Regions from separate parts of the Homo sapiens genome. Here all the other regions are linked to region 2. A link is an interaction called in ENCODE POLR2A ChIA-PET data of the cell type or tissue named here. Cell type or tissue: CD4-positive, alpha-beta T cell. All regions are shown on one strand.

What was found. Peaks named below come from ENCODE experiments on the same cell type or tissue, not always from the same donor. Only the 100,000 strongest peaks of a DNase experiment are listed, where the experiment ranks them.
Region 1: POLR2A ChIA-PET joins it to region 2 with 5 read pairs; 7 of 35 experiments call an interaction of 5 or more read pairs at or near these places.
Region 3: POLR2A ChIA-PET joins it to region 2 with 6 read pairs; 4 of 35 experiments call an interaction of 5 or more read pairs at or near these places.

The regions. Positions count from the first base shown.
Region 1 is chr7:104,997,088-105,001,087 of GRCh38, reverse strand. No RefSeq gene overlaps it. Among named protein-coding and RNA genes, the nearest start is that of LINC01004, 7.9 kb to the right of the region's middle. In CD4-positive, alpha-beta T cell, no CTCF peak of the experiment used is centred here; no DNase peak of the experiment used is centred here; H3K27ac peaks cover 704 bases.
Region 2 is chr7:105,350,287-105,354,286 of GRCh38, reverse strand. All of the region lies in intron 2 of SRPK2 (SRSF protein kinase 2), which reads left to right. It also overlaps the pseudogene LOC124901716. Among named protein-coding and RNA genes, the nearest start is that of SRPK2, 37 kb to the left of the region's middle. RefSeq lists an enhancer at 1,854-1,933. In CD4-positive, alpha-beta T cell, no CTCF peak of the experiment used is centred here; a DNase peak (open chromatin) is centred at 1,976; H3K4me3 peaks cover 829 bases; H3K27ac peaks cover 3,165 bases.
Region 3 is chr7:105,197,221-105,201,220 of GRCh38, reverse strand. All of the region lies in intron 3 of SRPK2 (SRSF protein kinase 2), which reads left to right. It overlaps LOC124901718 (a long non-coding RNA gene), which reads left to right. Exons shown (of 2, transcript XR_007060466.1): 2 at 200-4,000. Among named protein-coding and RNA genes, the nearest start is that of KMT2E, 190 kb to the right of the region's middle. In CD4-positive, alpha-beta T cell, no CTCF peak of the experiment used is centred here; no DNase peak of the experiment used is centred here.

The DNA.
Region 1 (4,000 bases), 350 kb after region 2:
ATGCTTGGTGTCCCACCTCTCTAGTTCTAGTCTCCTCCCCCAACCCTACTAGGGGCTTGTCCCTGGTCTGGGACAGGCTTGGAAAGTGTGGCGCGAGTATGGCTGAGGCGTGGTTGTTTGAGGGTGTGACCCTGCAGTCCCTGTCCCAGGGATAGGGGTGGCCGTGTGGCCCAGGGGTGGCCGAAAGTGGCACTGGGGTCCAGCCCTCTCCCACTCTGTGGTGGAGTGGGGCAGTCACTGCCCTTGAGCCCTTTTAAAAAAAAAAAGAAATTAGTTTTTAGTGATAGGAGAGAGAATCTTTTTGCCAATGAGGTAGTTGAGATAAATTGAGATAACTCAGATATAGGTACTATATTTTCCTGGGTATTATCAAATTTGATCTTTTTTTATCTATCAAATTGGATTCATATGAATCAATTTATTCAAATAAGTGGTTACATTAAGTTTTTTTTTTTGTTTTCAGTACTTTATCCTGTGTCTTGCTCTCATGGGTAATCCTTAACGTAGTCACCTAAGTTTTAGTTCCCATTCTTTTCCATCCTCCTCCTTTTTTCCATCCCTGTACTCTCCAGACTTCCCTCTGGATCAACTATGCAATTTCTGTATGTTAATGTAACAACATATACTCCTTCTGCAAATATTAATAGATGTATGTCATAGTGTTCTAAATTTGTTATCTTTACCCCTGGGGGCAAGAATTCGTTTTCTTTTTAACTGGCAAGTCATACTTTGGTACTATAGGAAGCCCTCAAGCCTCTGTGACCAGAGGTTAGCATAGGGAAATTGAGACATTTTAAAACGTTTTTCATATTAAGGTATGAAGAAAACTGACCTTCATTGTACTTTGGTAGTAGACCGCTTCCTAATTCATTCCTTTAGGTCCAAGTAGCCTTCTCTGAAATTAAAAACAAAACAAAACATATTGAAAAAGATTGTAGGGTGAAGTTATATGCCATCAAAATGATGATGACATACAGGTATTTTTGTGTATCTCTGTCTTTTTTGACAACCAATCAAATTGAATTTTTTTTTTTTTTGCCAGTTAAATAGAAACTGGTGGCCAGGTGTAATGGCTTATGCCTGTAAATCCCAGCACTTTGGCAGGGGCCAAGAAGGATGGATTGCTTAGCTTAAGAGTTCAAGACCAGCCTGTGCAACATGGTGAGACCCTGTCTCTACAAAAAATACAAAAATTAGCTAGGTGCAGTGGCGTAAGCCTGTAGTCCCAGCCACTCCAGAGGCTGAAGTGAAAGGATTTCTTAAGCCCCAGAGGTCAAGACTGCAGTGAGCCATGTTCCTGCTATTGCACTCCAGCCTAGGTAACAAAGCAAGACCGTTTCTCAAAAAATATATAAGTAAATAAATAGAAACTATCAAATTATTTTCAAGGATAAGGAAGGACTAATCAGTAGTTTAGTCAGAGGCCTAGATCAAAACATAACATGTATTTTTAAATTAATCTCTTTAAATGCATGGTTAAGTTACCTGTATATGTGCTCAGTAAAATCGGTCATTTGTGGGGAAAAAAATGGCTATTTGGTTTTCTATGCATAAAATTAAGATAGAAGTCTTTTTCCTCCTAACAGCCTTCATCATAGTGGATTTAAAAAAACCAGTGTCACTTAGGCTGTGTCTTATTTGTTTCTAAAACAATGGAACAAGTCAGATGTTTGTGGAATACATTTTATATTTGCAAATAAAGTAAAAATTTTTTCTTGCCTTTTTTATGAAATAACTATAATTTGTGTGAAGATTAAAATACTCTAAAACATGAATTGACAAAGCAAAATGAAGGAGCCAGATTTCAAAATCAAGTTGTGGGGTGAGGCATGAGGATGGGAAGAAGAGAATTAAGCATTGATATATGGAGTTTTAATTTATTTCCTTAAAATTCATAGTGAAAAGAATAAGATTTTGGGGGGGAGGGCACGGAATCTCACTCTGTCTCCCACGCTGGAGTACAGTGGTGCAATCTCGGCTCACAGTAACCTCAGCCTCCTGAGTAGCTGTAACTACAGGTGCCTGCAACCACACCTGGCTAATTTTTTATTTTTAGTAGAGACAGGGTTTCACCATGTTGGCCAGGCTGGTGTGGAACTCCTGACCTCAGGTGATCCGCCCACCTCGGCCTCCCAAAGTGCTGGGATTACAGGCGTGAACCACCGCACCTGGCCAAAATTTGGTACTTTATAACTCAATAATTGCAACCAGACCAGCTAACTTTTTGAAAACTTGGGGCTCTGTAATGTTCAGATGAAGGTAAATGTAGGGAATAGACCCTCTTTAGATTGAGGGAGTAGGAGTTTTGACATCACAGGTCGTTTGGACTTAAAGGTATGAATTTGAAAGTAGTTTGGTTATACATGTCCTTTGCAACCTAGCCTCTCTTTCATTAGCGGAATTAATTTTGGTGGAGGGATTCATTCATATTGTTAGTATGTATCGAGGGAGGCATTGTATACCAGAAGGCTTTGAACTGGTTGGGAGAAGTGTTCTTATAAGAACAGGGTAATTATTAATCATAATAATCTTTGTCAAGGTGCCTAAGTAACTCCCTTATGTAATAGCAGCCAGTGATTAGATAGCTTCACATCAAGCAGGTTGGATTTGTTCCTTTTGAATCAAAGAACCCTTTGCTTCATAATCTAGGTCTTGTGTCTCACCGAATCCTTTATAATATAGAATAAATGGTTGAAAGGAAAGGCTCACATTCTGTATTCCTGAAATTCAAATAGGATAACTTTCTCAAAGTTTTAGGATAGACCAAATAATGTATGTCCATGTAGCTCTAAGATATGAGTCAACAAAGCAAAATAATTATGAAACTCTTGTGGGATTTTTGGTAGAGTTTTTATGGAGATCCAGTGTATATGAGAAGCAAACTAAAGAGAGTTGCCAAGGGTTTTAGAGCCAGTCAAATTCCTAGACTTTAGGATTTGTTGAATGAATTGAATGGAAACCAGTATAGTTGTCAGTTTTAAGTTCACTCAGTATTAGCATTCAATTAGATACTGAGTTTTAAAATAGTTTTTTTTTTTTTTTTTTTTGAGACAGAGTCTCACTCTGTTACCCAGACTGGAGTGCAATGTTGCGATCTTGGCTCACTGCAACCTCTGCCTCCAAGTTCAAGCAGTTCTTGCCTCAGCCTCCCAAGTAGCTGGGATTATAGGCGCCCACCACCATGCCCGGCTAATTTTTTACTTTTAGCAGAGACAGGGTTTCACCATGTTGGCCAGGCTGGTCTCGAACTCCTGACCTCAGGTGACCCACCTGCCTCAGCCTCCCAAAGTGCTGGGATTACAGGTGTGAGCCACGAAGCACAGCCTAAAATGGATCTTTTAATACCAAATAAGGACATTGTCTTATGATTTAAAAAGTGTCTTTTTAAAACCTGGCTACATTGTTCTTATTCTCACTTTGCTATAGAATAATGAAAAGTTATCCAACATTCATTTTGGAATATTGTTTTGGAATAATTCATGTATCTCGGCTGTCTGATTTTACCAACATGGAAAGCATAACTCAAAGACAATTCTTTAATCAGTTTTTAAAATGAAACTACTTTTCTCAGCTGTTAAAAAAATAGATTTATAATAATAGTCATCAGCATTCTTTTAAATTGTGACAAGTTAGTCTTAGAAGGATACAAAAATGTATAAAAGACTTGTGAATTTCTGACAAATTTAAATTAGGATATGTCCATAAATAGCAATTAAAATTGTTTCCAAAGAGTTATTTCAAAGCATCACATATTACAAAAAAATGGTGAAAATATAAATATAGGTCACAATTTATAGGACTTTTGTATATTGTGTATGTTTCCATAGAAATAGGTAAAGGAAATAATGGTTTCTTTTTGGGTTATAGGCTTACAGATGGATTTTCTATAGCAGGCGTATGTTACCAAAAAAATGGGAATGGGCTGATGCTTGGATATTAACTTAAAAATGGGATACAAACTGGCCGGGCCTGGTGGCTCATGCCTGTAATCCCAGCACTT
Region 2 (4,000 bases):
TTTGCCCCATAGCTGTCCTGGACAGAAACTGCCCAGAGAAGAATGAATGGAGGACATAGGGCTCTGTGGTCCCACCATACATGGGGAGACCTGTGACTGGTCCTGTTACCATGTCAACTTAGCCCCAAACCCATCTCTGATTGACTTGGTTGCTTATTTTGGCACATTCTTGCTCCACACAGCCACATACATACTGGCTGCTCCTCGAAGGCCAGGCAGATGCAGCAGCTGTTGGGCCAGCAAAGAGGAAGGTCCTGGAAGGTTCTGGCCTGAACGCTGCATCTGTTGTGTGACAGCCACAACTGCTCAGGCTTCCTTGTCTGTGGGTGCACTGTGGGGAGGAGTGTTATGATAAGAACATTGGCTCTCAGTCTCCCTGGGGAGAAGTTTGGCCTCACGTGGGATTTGGGCGTTGCCTTTAGGAAGGCTCTCTGCATGTCTAGTTCCAGTTTGTACTGGGAAGAATTAAAAAAGTCTGCCAGCTTCTTTAGTTTGTCCTGTCTTTTGTGATGATTCTTTCTGAGATCCCCTCCTATCAGCTCAGGAGTGGGATTTTCTGGAGAAGGAAAGTGTTTTTCTGTTCCTTACTGCTCACCTTGGGGCATTCAGGAACATGGGCCTGATGAATTTGCTTGAAGGCAGTCTGTAATCCCATCACTTTGGGAGGCCAAAGAAGGCGGATCATTTGAGCTCAGGAGTTTGAGACCAGCCTGAGCAACGTGACAAAACCCTGTCTCCACCAAACAACAACAACAACAACAACAACAACAACAACAACAACAAACTGGGCTGGATGGCACGCTCCTGTAATCCCAGCTACTTGGGAGGCTGAGATGGGAGGATTGCTTGAGCCCAGGAGGTCAAGGCTGCAGTGAGCCATGATTGCACCACTGCATTCCAGCCTGGGTGACAGAGGGAGACTGTTTCAAAAAAAAACACAAAAAAACAAAACCATTACCTGGAAGAATTCTAACAGCACTATTATTCTCATTTTACAGATGAGGAACTGAGGCACAGAAATGTTCAGCAGCAGGCCCATTGTTTAGAGCTGATAGGTTGTAGAGCTGAGATTTAAAACTACCAAGTCGAAGCTTACAACTGTGCTATCTTACTTTTTTCAATTAAGAGTCATCCTTATGGAACTTTGGAGTTGGGAGTTCCTTAGCAATTACTTAATCTAACCCTTTCATTTTACTGATGAGAAAATTGAACCTTAGATAATAAGGGATTTATGACTTAGTCTCAGAGATAGGCAGGTAAACAACTAGCAGTGACACAAGGTGGAATAGAATGTTAACCAATAGAGGTACTGGCATTTACTGTGTGAAATTAAGGGAGGGATCATGTAATTCTGATGACTAGCCAAGAGCTTTTTTTTTTTTCTTTTGAGATAGAGTCTCGCTCTGTCACCCAGGCTGGAGTGCACTGGTGCAATCTTGGCTCATGCAACCTCCATCTCCTGGGTTCAAGCAATTCTCCTGCCTCAGCCTCCCGAGTAGCTGGGATTACAGGCGTGCGCCACCACAGCCAGCTAATTTTTGTATTTTTAGTAAGAGACTGGGTTTCACTATGTTGGCCAGGCTGGTCTCGATACCCTGACCTCAAGTAATCTGCCCACCTTGGCCTCCCAAAGTGCTGGGATTACTGGCGTGAGCCACCACACCCAGCCCCTAGTTGTATTAGCTATTTATTACCACATAACAAGTTACTGTGAAGCATAGTGGTTTAATGCAACATTTATCATCTTAGTTTCTGTGGGTTAAGAATTTGGAAGCAGTTGAGTGGGGTGGTTCTGGCTCAGGGTTGCAGTCATTTTGAAGGCTTGGCTGAGGCTGGAGGATCTGCTTCCAGGCTGTTGGCAGGAGGCCTTGCCTGTTGCTCTGTGGACCTCTTCTTGAATGTTCTCACAACATGTCAGCTGGCTTCATCAAGAGGGAGCAAGGAGGAAGCTGCGGTTACATTTTTATAACACACCCTTAGAAGACCTCACACTGCCACTTCTGCCACGTTTGTTAGAAGGGAGTTACTGGGTACAGCCCACACTCAAGGGAGAGTTCAGGTTCTGCCCTTTGAAGAGATGCAAATTAAGTAATTTGTGAACATATTTTTGAAACCACCACACTAGCTAAGCATATTGAGGAGGAGAAACAGTGGTGAAGAGTTAAAAGACGGGGATTCTAGACCCAGCTCTGCTGCTTGCTCCATAGGGAGGGAATGATTCATCCTTCCTGAATCTCTTATTTTCTCTAGGAAAATAGGATCATCAAACTGCACAGCCTGCTTTACAGTGGATTATAAGGGTGTCTTAGTCTGTTTACTGTTGCAGTAACTGAATTTCTGAGACTGGGGATCATCAAACTGCACAGCCTGCTTTACAGTGGATTATAAGGGTGTCTTAGTCTGTTTACTGTTGCAGTAACTGAATTTCTGAGACTGGGTTATTTATTTCTTCTTCTTCTTCTTCTTCTTTTTTTTTTTTTTTGAGATGGAGTCTTGTTCTTGTCTCCCAGGCTGGAGTGCAATGGCACAATCTTGGCTCACTGCAGCCTCCGCCCCCCGGGTTCAAGCGATTTTGCTGCCTCAGCCTCCCGAGTAGCTGGGATTATAGGTGCCGGCCACCACACCCAGCTAATTTTTTGTATTTTTAGTGGAGATGGGGTTTCACCATTTTGGCAAGGCTGGTCTTAAACTCCTGACCTCAGGTGATCCTCCTGCCTCGGCCACCCAAAGTGCTGGGATTACAGGTGTGAGCTACTGCGCCCGGCCGGTGATTTATTATTATTATTATTATTTTTGAGACGGAGTGTAACTCTGTCACCTAGGGTGGTCTCAAACTCCTGACCTCAGGTGATTCGCCCTCCTCAGCCTCCCAGAGTGCTGGGATTACAGGGGTGAGCCTGTTGCCCATCCTTAACCAGGGGTGGGCCTGGTTAAGACTGGGTAATTTATAAAGAAAAGGAATTTATTTCTTTCAGTTCTGCATGCTGGGAAGGCCAAGGTCAAGGGGTGCATCTAATGAGGACCTTCTTGCTGGTGGGGACTCTGCAGAGTCCCAAGGTGGCCTAGAGTATCACATGGTTAGGGGGCTGAGTGTGCTAGCTCAGGTCTCTTCCTCTTATAAAGCCACCAGTCGCACTCCCAGGATAATCCGTTAAAATTCGTTAACTCATTAATCCATGAATAGGTTCCATTCATGAGGGCAGAACCGTCATGACACAGTCACCTCTTAAAGACCTGCCTCATAATACCCACATTGGGGATTAAGTTTTAACGTGAGTTTCAGATGGGATAAACATTCAAATCATATCACAGGGTGGTAGCAAATAGATAAAGCGCGTAAGATAGGCTCTGTAAACTTTAATGTAGTATAGGGTTGGCTGGCAGACGTGGCTTCTTACCCTAATCCTGCTGTGTAATGGCTTAATAGCCATGTAATCTGAACATGTTTAAGCTATCTGTGTGCCTCAGTTTTCTCATTTGTAAAATGGGATTAATTATAGCAACTATAGCACTTTGGGAGGCCAAGGTGGGGAGGTCAGGAGTTGGAGACCAGCCTGGCCAATATGGAGAAACCCCGTCTCTACTAATACAAAAATTAGCTGGGTGTGTTGGCGTATGCCTGTAGTTCTAGCTACCTGGGAGGCTGAGGCAGGAGAATTACTTGAAACGGGGGAGGCGGAGGTTGCGGTGAGCTCAGATTGAGCCACTGCACTCCAGCCTGGGTGACAGAGATTCCGTCTCAAAAAAAAAAAAAAAAGAAAAAAAATTGTAGCAACCACAGGGTTATTGTGAGGATCAAGTAAAAATTCAGCTGATATATTTAGCATAATGCCAGCTGTATCAAGATAGGCACTGTTCGGCCAGGCGCGGTGGCTCATGCCTGTAATCCTAGCGCTTTGGGAGGCCAAGGTGGGTGGATGCGAGTTCAGGAGATCGAGAACATCCTGGCCAACATGGTGAAACCCTGTCTCTACTAAAAATACAAAAATTAGCCAGGCTT
Region 3 (4,000 bases), 150 kb after region 2:
ATTCCACAACAGTTTGTATAAGATTACTGACATATACATATTCAGGGAGTCCAAGGAATTGATTTGGAATGTCTGGAATAAGACCTGTGGCCTTCTCATTTTTTGTTCTTGGATAAAGAGATAAATCCCCTCACCCTCTGCCAGGACTGGTTGAGCTAAAATTACTAATATGGTGTTTTATCATCCCTGAATACTTTAGTACATTTTACCTACAATCAAGTACATTCTCCTATATATCAAAATACAACCATCAAGATCAGAAATTTAACACTGATACTTCACTACTATTCAGACCTCGGGCTTATCAGGTACTGCCAGTTGCCCAGTGTTGTCCATTATGTGTAATGAATCTGTGGCAGAAGCGCATATTCTGTTTTCTTGTTTTTGTAATTTCTTTTAATTTGGAACAGTTCTCAGTGTTTTCCTGGCTTTCATGTCCTTGACATTTTTGAAGATTGTAAACCGGTTATTTTATATAATGTTTCTCAATTTGGGATGCCACAGTAGTGATGTTGTCTTTTTGCATTAAATCCTTTCAGATGGTACACAGGTTTGATTTATTCCATTGGAGTTGATGCCTTCACTTGATCAAGATTGTGTCTGCCAGATATCCCTGACAGCTGTTCTTTTCCCCTAGTAATAAGTATTTTGTTGAGAGTTACTTTGAGACTACATATATAACCCATTCAAATATTTATCCCTACCCCCGCCGCCACCCCGGGCTGACTTTCTGTCTCGGGTGGACTGATAAATTCATGGATCTCTGTTTTATTCAGTGGGTTATGATCACTTACTCTCCTTATATGTTTTGATGCTTAGATTATCCCAAATTTTGTTCTTAGGAGCCCCTTCAGATTGGTTCTGTGTCCTTTTGAAATGCCTCAATCGTTCTTTGATCGTTTATTTTTTTGTTTTGTTTTGAGATGGAGTCTCGCTCTGTCACCCAGGCTGTAGTGCAGTGGTGTGATCTCTGTTTCACTGCAACCTCCACCTCCTGGGTTCAAGCAATTCTCGTGCCAGCCTCCTGAGTAGCTGAGACTACAGGCTCATGCCACCACGCCTGGTTAACCTTTGTATTTTTAGTAGAGATGGGGTTTCACCATGTTGGCCAGGCTGGTCTTGAACTCCTGACCTCAAGTAATTCTCCTGCCTCAGCCTCCCAAAGTATTGGGATTACCGGTGTGAACCACCATGCCCGGTCCTTTGATCATTTCTTTACCTTCAAGTACAGTAGGATATGCCAGGTTCATCTTGTGTTTTTCCTATCCCAGCCCTGGAGTCTACTCTTTTCACAGAGAATCCTGCTTTTTTTTTTTTTTTTTTTAAATTAAACAATAATATTTAGAAAGCTAGACCTGGGCATTAGGTGTGCTTATTACTTTTGGCTTGTCACTTTCAGATCTCAGTACAGAGCTAGGAACACAAACATATGCACCTGCTTCCTTTATGTTTATATTTATTTATATATTTACATATGTTTTGAAATCCATGAGTTTATTAATCTGATACCTCTAATACCAGAAGATTCAGCCTGGTGTTCTCCCTTTCCATCTTTGTGGTTTCTTTCTCTGATAGTAAGAGTCTGGGCTCTTCCCATCCTCATTGCGTTGACTTAGTTGATTGATTTCCCTGTATGGTATGAATCACCAGTCACCATCACTATGTCTCTCCCTTCCCTTCTCACCTAACTCATGCTCTGACATCCTTTGTTGATTGGCCCTGCCTCATGGCTTGGGATTTAATGGTCCAGGATGGGAAGGGGAGAGAGCTTTCCCAGGCTGGTAGTGTGTGTTATGTAATCTGAGGTATCATTTTTCTTCTGATACTTCACCTCTTTCTCTTGCTTTTATTGACTTCATTCCTGGAGAGTCTCTGCCCTCAATTACTTCTCAGTTTCCTCAAAATACAATTAAAAAAAAATTAACAACAAAAGACATCACATGTATTTCTTTTTAAAAATAAAATTTGTTCATCACAGGAAATGTAGACACTTGGGTTGGAGGGCAGAAGTCACCTGTGATCCCACTACTCAGCAAGAGCTGCAGCAAGCCTTCATCATTTATGATCAGCTAGATTACATCTTAACTTTTTACCTCATCTTTACAAGTTTCCCTTATTTAAAATGTATGAACCCTCAGCTGTTTTAATAAGAGGGTCCATATTTAAAGTTCTGATATTGCAAAAGCATTGTTCATTGCTCTTGTGTACTTACTTGCCTTGGTATTCTCTCTGGAGTAGGACTCTTCATTTCCTGACAGCCATGTTCCTACTCGCGTTATCTTAGATCTCCAAGAGGATTATGGCATTATTGACTGATTCCTGAGCCTTGGTTCAAAACCTGGCTGTGTTGCTTTGTAGCTCCGTCTTCTTGGACAAATTCCTTTCTCTTTAGGCTTTGGTTTTTCATCTATGATATGATAATTTATATTATATTAATGTTAATACCTAAGATTTTTATGAGGATTTAAATGAAATATATGAAGTTCATGACACAGTATCTGATACGAGGCTCATAAGAAATATGAGTTTCACTCTTCTTCTGTCTGTTCTATCATTCTTCTTTCATTGTGTTCTCATCTGTACTTCATGCTGTCTATACCCATCAGTGCTGGCTCCCTTAACTCCCTGACCGTGTCTCATGTTGGGTGTGTTTCCTTAACCTCTGGAGAGAGAGCTGTCAGCACTGCCTATCTTTTTTACATATCACCTCTGGTCTGTTGTCTGGGCACAAGCTGTAGCAGTAGGCTGTGCAGTTTATTCAGATTCTGCTTCCAAGCCCTGGGGATTACCAAGATCAGGGGCAGGGTCAGCCTGTAAACAAACACTGTCGGGAGGCCTTGTGTCATACATGCTTGTTTCATGAGTTTGAGCAAAAAAAACCTGTGTCACAGCCAAACCTCCTTTTGTGGGAAGATTTGTGTTTCATGTGGGGTTTTCAGAGGCAGTAGGGGGTGCCTGGTAAACATTCCTAGGCTGCACTGTAAACCCCTGAATTGGAATCCTTGAGAGTGGGACTTAGGAATCCAAATATTTAACAAATTCATCAGTGATTTTTCTGCACATTGAACACTAAAATCTGCTCCATTCTAAGGTCTGCATGTATCATCCTTCTAAAACTCCAAGGATATAACCACATGAAGGCACCCTTCATACTATACGTGCAATATAAGCGGAATCATTGCTTTGAACTACCTTATGTTCCTAACTTTTTCCAGAACCCTCGGTGTATACCTGCTACAAGGACATACTAAATGGTGACTGTAGGAACATTGCCTTGCAATATCAGGCTGCCTGTAGTAGCTGTCCTCAGACATGAGTTTTGTTGCTCTCTTAAATCATTCTTAGATAAGTTGGCACCTTTGTACAGTTTTCATCTCTTGAATTATTTCTGGAGACATCAACAGCTGTGGTCTGACTTGGTATGAAAACATGTCATTTCCTTAGAAATGCATTTATTCGACCTCTAATCAGACCCTTTCCTTTATTACCCACGGTATTGTCCCCCGCATCCCCAACTTATCATAGTGTGGAATTGTACATTTATTTCTGTGTTCATGTATCTCCCCCTCTCTAGTCTGAAAGGTTCCCTTTGGTCAAGGCCCTGTAGTTTGTTAACTCCACTGCATTTGAACCATCCATAATGCAGTACGTATTTTGTTTGGATAAAGGCATTTTCTCTAGTGTTGGGTTGCAAGTACGGGATAGGCAGAGTGCTGATGTTCAGGTGGATCTGGGGAAGGCATGTCGGCATGAGCAGGCTGGCATGCTGACTGGCAGATCAGAATATAGGGCCTTTGTTTCTGCCTCACGTTTTCTTAAAATCATCCATAGTTCTCCGGAATACTTAACCTGTCACACACATTTGAGTGACATATATTTCTTACCTGTAAAAACTTAGGGACATTATTTTCTTCAAAATAGAGCATAAAATATTATAAGTATACACACTAGAAGCATGTCAGATGAGTTTCTTCCTATACACAAATTGCCTTTACCCATG